2 separate regions of the Homo sapiens genome follow, and region 1 is linked to region 2. The links are chromatin contacts, found by Hi-C or POLR2A ChIA-PET in ENCODE. All regions are on one chromosome and are shown on one strand. The core of a region is the stretch at or near the end of the contact, and the rest is flanking DNA. Distances in the headings are between cores, read along the strand shown.

Region 1 (3,672 bases), core at 558-3,057, 1.8 Mb before region 2:
CCAAGAGAGTTTGTTTTGCCCGCAGAGGAGGGGAAAGTGTGTGGAAGTTGGTGGAGGTAGTCATTTTGGTTATTAGTAAATAAATCAAGCAGCAGAGAACATGAGGCCTAGGCAACTGCTAGAGAAGCCAAGGCCCAGCTTCCCCCCTCTCTTCCCAGCACGGCCTGGGTTTGATCTCAGAGCCCTGCGGATTGCCAAGGAAAAAAAAAATCATATCGAACCACAAAAGCACATGGGGCGAATGTAAAATATAAACACGGCGTTGGGCTGTGAGTGGCTGTTATTAAAGGTCTGAATTACTAAACATGAGAGGCGGGGAAAGCCAGGCGGCCATTTCAATAATATAAACCTCCCCGAATTAGACATTATTCAAATGAGAAGAGGTTCAGCTAAGCAGAGAGTAAAGACGACCCAGCACACAGCGAGAAAACACCGCCACAGAAGAAGGGAGGGGGATCCCCGTCCCTCCCCACCGACTCCCAACAGGAGAGAGGAAATCGAGAATACGATCAACTTGTCAGGCCAGCCCATTCTGGGGCAGGAGGGCAGCCCTTTACATCCAAGTTCTCGGGAGGCCTCTGGGCGCTTCTGGGGCCTCGGAGCGAGAGGCCCCGGAGGGCCACCCGCCCCGTGCGTCCCGGTCAGGCGCAGGGGGTGGGGGGAACGGAGGGGGGGCAGCGGGGAGGGGCAAAGGGAGACGGAGGTCAGACCACGCCAGGCACCTCCAGCCCAACTCGCCCGCGAAGCCCCGGCCGACAACGCAAAGGGGCTGCCGACCGCCGGCCGGGGGCGCGCGGGCCGCCCCAGAGGACATCCCCTCGGAAGGAACTTGCCCCAAGGACTCCTTCCAATCCAGTCCACCCCCCAGGGGGGGCACGCAGACCCCTGCGCGGGTTCCCCACCCCCGCCGCCCCAGGCCACCTCGCAGCGCCCACGACCGCTCACCCCTACCCACCTAGAGAGCAGGCCTGGCTTGGGTCAGGCCACCACATTGGGGACCAGTGGGGCGAGGCCGAAGTGCCTGGGGCCGTGACCCCCGGGCTCAGCCCCGCGCGGGGCGCGGGCAGGGAGCTCTCCCCGCGCGCACCCCCGGTTGCCCTGAGGGCCGCCCCCCAAGGCGGGCAGCGCCCCCCCGCCCGGGCCCGCTCCCGGGGGAAGACGCGTGCGGGTGTCCGGCCGCCGGGGTCCGCTCCGGCCCCGCCGCCTCCCCGGCATTGTGCTCGCCGCCGCCTCCATCCCCCTTCACGCCCCCCACCCCGCGCCCGCCCGGCCCCGGCCGCCCGCCCGCGCCCTACTGCGCCCCGCCGGCCCAGCAGCTATGAATATGTAAAATGTCTTTATTGTCCTCTCCCTCTGCCCCGGCCCCGCCGCCCCGCCGCGGACCCGCTCGGGTTCGGGCACGGCGGCGAGGAGGCGGCAGCGGCGGCCGGCAGAGGAGGAGGGCCGGTGCCGACGGGCAGACGGCGAGCGGCGGCGGGGTGGGCCGGGTGCAGGAGGAGGGCAGTGGATCGCAGCCCCCTTTGCCCCTTGTCTTCCCCCTCCGCCTGGCCGCTCCGAGCCTCTTTCCCCCTCCGCTCAGCGCCCGGCGGGGGCTCAATGCTCCCCGGCCCCCCATCTCCCCGCCGTTAATTATAATAATCCTGAGTACTAATAAATTATGCTAAGTCGCGGGGGGGGGCAGCGGGAGCCGGGGTTGAGTATGAATATGAATATGTAAAATGCTGTAATGATTACCTGCTGCTGCTGCCGCCGCGGCTGAACTCTCATCTTGACTCGCTGCTCCTCCGTCCGCCATTTTGAATATTTTAACCAAAATCGCCCGGTCGATAAACCCTCCCTCGCTCTGGCTCCCCTCCCCCCTCCCGCCCTGCTTGCCTCCTCCCTCCTCTCCGCCCCCTCCCGCTCCTTCCTCTCCCCGGGCGCGCGCCAGGGGGCGCGCGAGGCCGGCTCTGTTCGCCCCGGCCCCCTCAGAAGAGCTCCACCCCCTTCCCGCGCTCTGCGCACGCGCCTTCGGGGCGCTGTGGCCCTTCGGTAGCTAAAGCAGCGCCCTCAATCAGCCAGGCACCCTGTGGCTTCATTTTTCGTCTCGGCTCTGCGCATGCGCGCCTTTCTCCTGCCGCCAGAAGTGTCGCCGGCGCATGCGCTCCCTCTAGCTCAGAACCAGATTATATAGTATCCCGGGCGCCTGTGTCTTCTTACACTTCTCCCTTTTCCTCCCGCCTTGCTTCCCTCCTGGCTTCGCTCCGGTCTCCCCCAGTGGCCTGTGGCATTGTAAAAGCACGGCAAGGAGCGCAGCGGCCAGAAACGTGGGGGCGCGTGGAAGGGCAGTGAGCGGCCCGCGTGCCCTGTGCTCCGCACTTTCTTCAGGGTTTCCGCGCAGTTGAAACATTGGCAACAATGGATAAGCCGCTCCTCGCTAGGTAATTTCCGGCCCTCTGGGCAGGTAGGGGCGGAAACGACCGCCACGGGAGCCGGGCATGAGGCACCTGCTGAGCCACACGCGGGCCTCCCGCTTTAAATTTGAATCCGAGCTAATCCCCGCCCCCGGCTCTGCTAGTGCAGGAGACCCGGCCCCGGCAAACGCGAGGGGGAGTGTCGTGTGATTGTTTTAATTAGCCCTAAATCTCTTCTGCTCTACTTGCTTCTAACGCCAGGCTGGCTTCCTCGGGAGCTAGGCGTCTTATTAAGTCGCTAATTTCCGCCCTACCCTTCCTTTCTGCCTTCACGCCCCTCTAACGCCGCTCCCCCCAATCGAAACAGACCCCATATTCTGAGGCTTCCCCCCGCGCCTTCTTCCCGCCTTGGAACACCTTTTAAAACCTAGCAGTAAGCTGATGACTAATAAAAATGTCGAAATCGTAACTTCATCGTGAATTTTATTTTGCTGTGTTTCTCAGAGTAAATATGGTATTGGGGAAAGGTTTCGCGTTGCACATATCTTTCTTGGTAACTAGACATAATGTTGCTGAGTTTTCTTTATCTTAAATGGCGAAATTCCCTGGACAAAGTCCCAGGTCTAATTATTTTACGAATTTTTAAAGCCCTATTTTTGTTTGTTTGTTTGTTTTTTAAGAATAGAAAGGTGTATTTCATGGTAAGCAAAGTTTAAAAAAAATCAGCTCTAGTTAATCTGTCTTGAGAGATATGACTGAAGTTTAAATTGGGTAGAACTGCTGGTTCTACAATTAAAAACAAAACTGATTTCCAAGTGAGTGCAATTATTTTAATGGGTAAAGTTTTAATCATCAGTCCTAGAATGCTCGTTGGACTCCTTTAACTGTGCAAGTACAGTTAAAGCTATTGTCAGTGACAGGCAACGATTTGGGGGTGGGATTGATTTGTTCGTGGTAATTAAGCCTTAGGGTGTGTGCATGACTGTTTGAACCAAATAATTAGACCGCCCTGTAATCTAATTATTTAGAGCCACGCCAACCAGCACACTTAAGGAAATGAAATATTTAACTAGTTAATCTGGAAATATGGCCTAAGTTATTTTCACCAGCATTACTGTAAGGGAAGTCTCAGAATTGACAACCTTATTGGAAATAGTTAAGTACATGCCCCTGCTCTGGGGACCACAAATTTGAAATCATCTCCATTAAGAAAAAGAGCTCAAATACCCTCATTTAATTTCCTGTCTTCTATTTAATCCTAGTTTTGCTCTTTGGTTCA
Region 2 (3,945 bases), core at 1,133-3,632:
GGCCGGGCTTGGTGGCTCACACCTGTAATCCCAGCACTTTGGGAGGCCAAGGCTGGCAGATCACCCGACGTCAGGAATTCGAGACCAGCCGGGTACGACATGGCGAAATCCCGTCTCTACTAAAAGTACAAAAATTAGCCAGGCATGATGGTGCACGCCTGTAATCCCTGCTACTCGCGAGGCTGTGACAGGAGAATCACTTGAAACCAGGAAGTGGAGGTTGCAGTGAGCGGAGACCAGGCCACTGTCCTCCAGCCTGAGTGATAGAGCCAGACTCCATCTCAAAAAAAAAGGAAGCTTGACAAATGGGATCTAATTAAACTAAAGAGCTTCTGCACAGCAAAAGAAACTCCCACCAGAGTGAACAGGCAACTTACAGAATGGGAGAAAATTTTTGCAATCTACTCATCTGACAAAGGGCTAATATCCAGAATCTACAATGAACTCCAATAAATTTACAAGAAAAAAACAAACAACCCCATCAAAAAGTGGGCAAAGGATATGAACAGACACTTCTCAAAAGAAGACATTTATGCAGCCAAAAGACACATGAAAAAATGCTCATCATCACTGGCCATCAGAGAAATGCAAATCAAAACCACAATGAGATACCATCTCACACCAGTTAGAATGGCGATCATTAAAAAGTCAGGAAACAACAGGTGCTGGAGAGGATGTGGAGAAATAGGAACACTTTTACACTGTTGGTGGGACTGTAAACTAGTTCAACCATTGTGGAAGTCAGTGTGGTGATTCCTCAAGGATCTAGAACTAGAAATACCATTTGACCTAGCAATCCCATTACTTCATATATACCCAAAGGATTATAAATCATGCTGCTATAAAGACACATGCACACGTATGTTTATTGCAGCACTATTCACAATAGCAAAGACTTGGAACCAACCCAAATGTCCAACAACGATAGACTGGATTAAGAAAATGTGGCACATATACACCATGGAATACTATGCAGCCATAAAAAATGATGAGTTCATGTCCTTTGTAGGGACATGGATGAAGCTGGAAACCATCATTCTCAGCAAACTATCCCAAGGACAGAAAACCAAACACCACATGTTCTCACTCATAGGTGGGAATTGAACAATGAGAACACATGGACATAGGAAGGGGAACATCACACACCAGGGCCTGTTGTGGGGTGGGGGGAGGGAGGAGGGATAGCATTTGGAGATATAGCTAATGTTAAATGACCAGTTGCTGGGTGCAGCACACCAACATGGCACATGTATACATATGTAACTAACCTGCACGTTGTGCACATGTACCCTAAAACTGAAAGTATAATAAAAAAAAAGGAAGGAAGAAAACAGTTATCCTATAGCTATTTTGGTACATTTCATTTCAGTCTTTTATCTGTGCACGATCTGCTTATTAGTGTATTTTACATAGCTGTGCTCAGATTTAGATGTGAACTATGTTGTTTTAGTGACAAACTGGAGCCAGAAAATTTCCTTGTTTCTGTTCTCCTCACTTGACTGTAAAGTCGTTAAGGGCAGGATAATTTCTTTTGTTCGTTTTTGTATTTGCAGCCCATAGTTCAGTGCCTGGAACCTTGTAGATGCTCAATAAATACTTGCGGAATGACGAAGTGGTGGGGTAGGGGAGGGAGAGGCTATAAAGTTCTGCATAATCTGACCAGAAGTTTTGCACTGGAAGATTTTGGATAGAAGGCCGGTGAGACAGGGCAGGCAAGATGGGGGGCCTTCGGGGAGGGCCTTGATGCTCATAGTTAGAAACTGAGATCTGACATATGAGGCCGCTGGGACTCACTCTGGTCTTCCAAGTGGGGATGTTACATGATCAAAACCGTGGAACGGAAAGGCGATTCTGGCAGCTGTGCTGTGGATGGCTGGGTCGGGGAGCCGCAGAGGGGAGGGTGCTGAAGGCAGGGAGGTAGGGAGGCAGGGAGGTGGAGAGGCTGTCCTCGCTCGTTCCGGCCAACGGACGCTTGCACTAATCCCTGCCTGGAGAGGCTGGGCTTGGACCGGGGCTGCGAGTGCGCACAGCGAGAGAAAAGGGAAACTCGCAGCTCTGCTTCCAGGACCAGGCGGGGGCCAAGGGAGGCCAAGGAGGGAGCAGAGTCAAAGACAATGGGGGGCGGGGCTAAGAGCTTCTGAGGCCGCGGGTGCCAGCAGCCGGGAGAAACTGAAGTTAGACAGTCCCCTCCCCAATCCCCCATTTCTTTTGGCTTTTTGGTTGCCTGGGTGTACAGAGGAACAAATTTGTGGTGTGGAAGGATTCCAGGCCAGTCATCTATCATGCACAGTGAATACTCACTAGGCGCTCATCACACGCTCGGCGTCCTCACCCTCTCCAAGAGAGCTCTGGCGGCGGTCCAGGGGCTGCCCAAGGTGACTTGCCAGATTCTCCCTTGAACTTCGCTCTCTTCCTTGCTCTAGTCCCTGTTTTCTTTTAATTCAGAAAAAGCAACAACAAACCCTTCCCAGCCCCCTCCCTTCTCGGGCTGTTCCCTCCCTGCGGTTTGGCGGAGAAAGGGCCTCGGCAGTCCCTGAGAAGATTAGCTAACGCCGCGTGCTCGGGGAGAGCAGGAGCCGGCGGGGCTGGGCGCGGGGCGCCCCCGAGAGCTCTGCCCGGCTGAGCCCGCCCTCTGCGGGGGGCCCCTCCGCGCGTCCCCGGCCCAGGCAGCCTGCGGTTCGGGCAGAGCAGCGAGTTAGCCAGGCTCAGGGTCTTGGGCCGTGAAAGGTGAGAGACAGGCCCCACCCCACTTACTGGTCTGTTGTCCAACTCAAATGCGGAAACACTCATTTATTCAGTAGTTGTATTTAATGTTATTAATTGTTAGTATGCTCAAGCACGGCCTTTAAGGTAAATATAAGGAATCTAACTGGCGATCTTCTTCTTGTAATTCTGTGCTGCCTCACCCTGACAATGGTCTTGTATGCTCATGTCGTAAAATGTTTTATGATGGTGTTTTCCACCAATTATTTGTGCAGTATTATGAGCTTACAAAAAGAAAACGTTTTATGTTTTAAGAAGCAATGACATACACAACACGATTTTTAAAAAGCCTCCAAAATTAGAAATCCTTGCCTAAAATAGACTTATAAAATTTAGCTCATTATAGACATACAGGACAGATGAAAAATGAGGATATAATACCAAGTAATTGGGGATATAAGGCAAGGGGCTACAGGCAGAGCCACGTTTCAAGGACACCACGACCACTTTCTTTAAGGGCTTCCCTCGATGCCACTTTGGAATGATCGGAAAACACCAGGTTAGGTCTTACTTAGAGGAATTGTCCTGTGCTCCCACCACAACTGTGTCTACCTGGAAGCACCCATGGCACAGACCTGAAATTTCTGCTTTCCTTGGCCAAGGTTGCTGGCACTAAGCAATCTTGCACCCAGTGCATTGGTCAGCACCACTGGGGCCACAAAAAGTACCAGAGACCATTGATTACTGAAAGGCCCGGTGGGCGTGGCCAGTAATTAACAGTGGAGGTTGGGCGGCAGTGTGGAAGTCAGAGTGGTTTCATTTTATTTATTTACTTATTTTTGTGTGAAAGCAAGTTTATTAGGAAAGTAAAGGAATAAAGAATGTCTACCCCATAGACAGAGCAGCCCAGAATGGTTTTAGGTGGATGGGTCAAGAGGGTCTTTTACCTCAATGGTTGGCTTTCCTTGCTTCTTTCCCCAAAACACACAGGATGGCTGCAGGGTCCCATCAATTTCGTTAAGTACTATAAAGGTGAGATTTTTGCTAGTGCAATTGACTCGAAAGGAAACAAGCTCTAATTGTTGTCAAGCTTATCTTGAGATCGATTTGGGTGACTTCATTTTGGAAGGTGATTAACTTGTGAGAATTTTTTAAATATGTTTTTAATTCTCCTCCCAGAGGGCTAGTGGAAGTTACCCATGACGACTCTAAAAGCAGTTTAGGAAGTCTGTCAGATGATTT

The links. A loop is a pair of places that touch in the nucleus more often than their neighbours do. ChIA-PET counts read pairs that join two places held with the same protein, here RNA polymerase II (POLR2A). Pooled maps may share reads with other maps.
Region 1: a loop to region 2 is called in a pooled map, with 2.8 times the contacts of the local background. The contact joins the promoter of POU2F1 here to the enhancer-like site in region 2. A Hi-C loop is called at or near these places in 3 of 50 pooled maps. POLR2A ChIA-PET finds 5 or more read pairs at or near these places in 2 of 52 experiments (PC-3 and T-cell).

The regions. Positions count from the first base shown.
Region 1 is chr1:167,219,021-167,222,692 of GRCh38, reverse strand. It overlaps POU2F1 (POU class 2 homeobox 1), which reads right to left and starts at 1,807. Exons shown (of 16, transcript NM_002697.4): 1 at 1,735-1,807. The coding sequence starts at 1,795. POU2F1-DT (POU2F1 divergent transcript) reads left to right here and starts at 2,157. Exons shown (of 1, transcript NR_185889.1): 1 at 2,157-2,862. RefSeq lists enhancers at 405-584, 2,115-2,224 and silencers at 645-824, 835-1,114, 1,335-1,484, 1,835-1,934.
Region 2 is chr1:165,374,793-165,378,737 of GRCh38, reverse strand. No RefSeq gene overlaps it. Among named protein-coding and RNA genes, the nearest start is that of LMX1A, 20 kb to the right of the region's middle. Within about 2 kb of position 2,382, at least 26 of the 41 ENCODE cell types and tissues checked have a DNase peak (open chromatin) inside an H3K27ac peak, as active enhancers do; they include PC-3, where a contact is called at or near this core.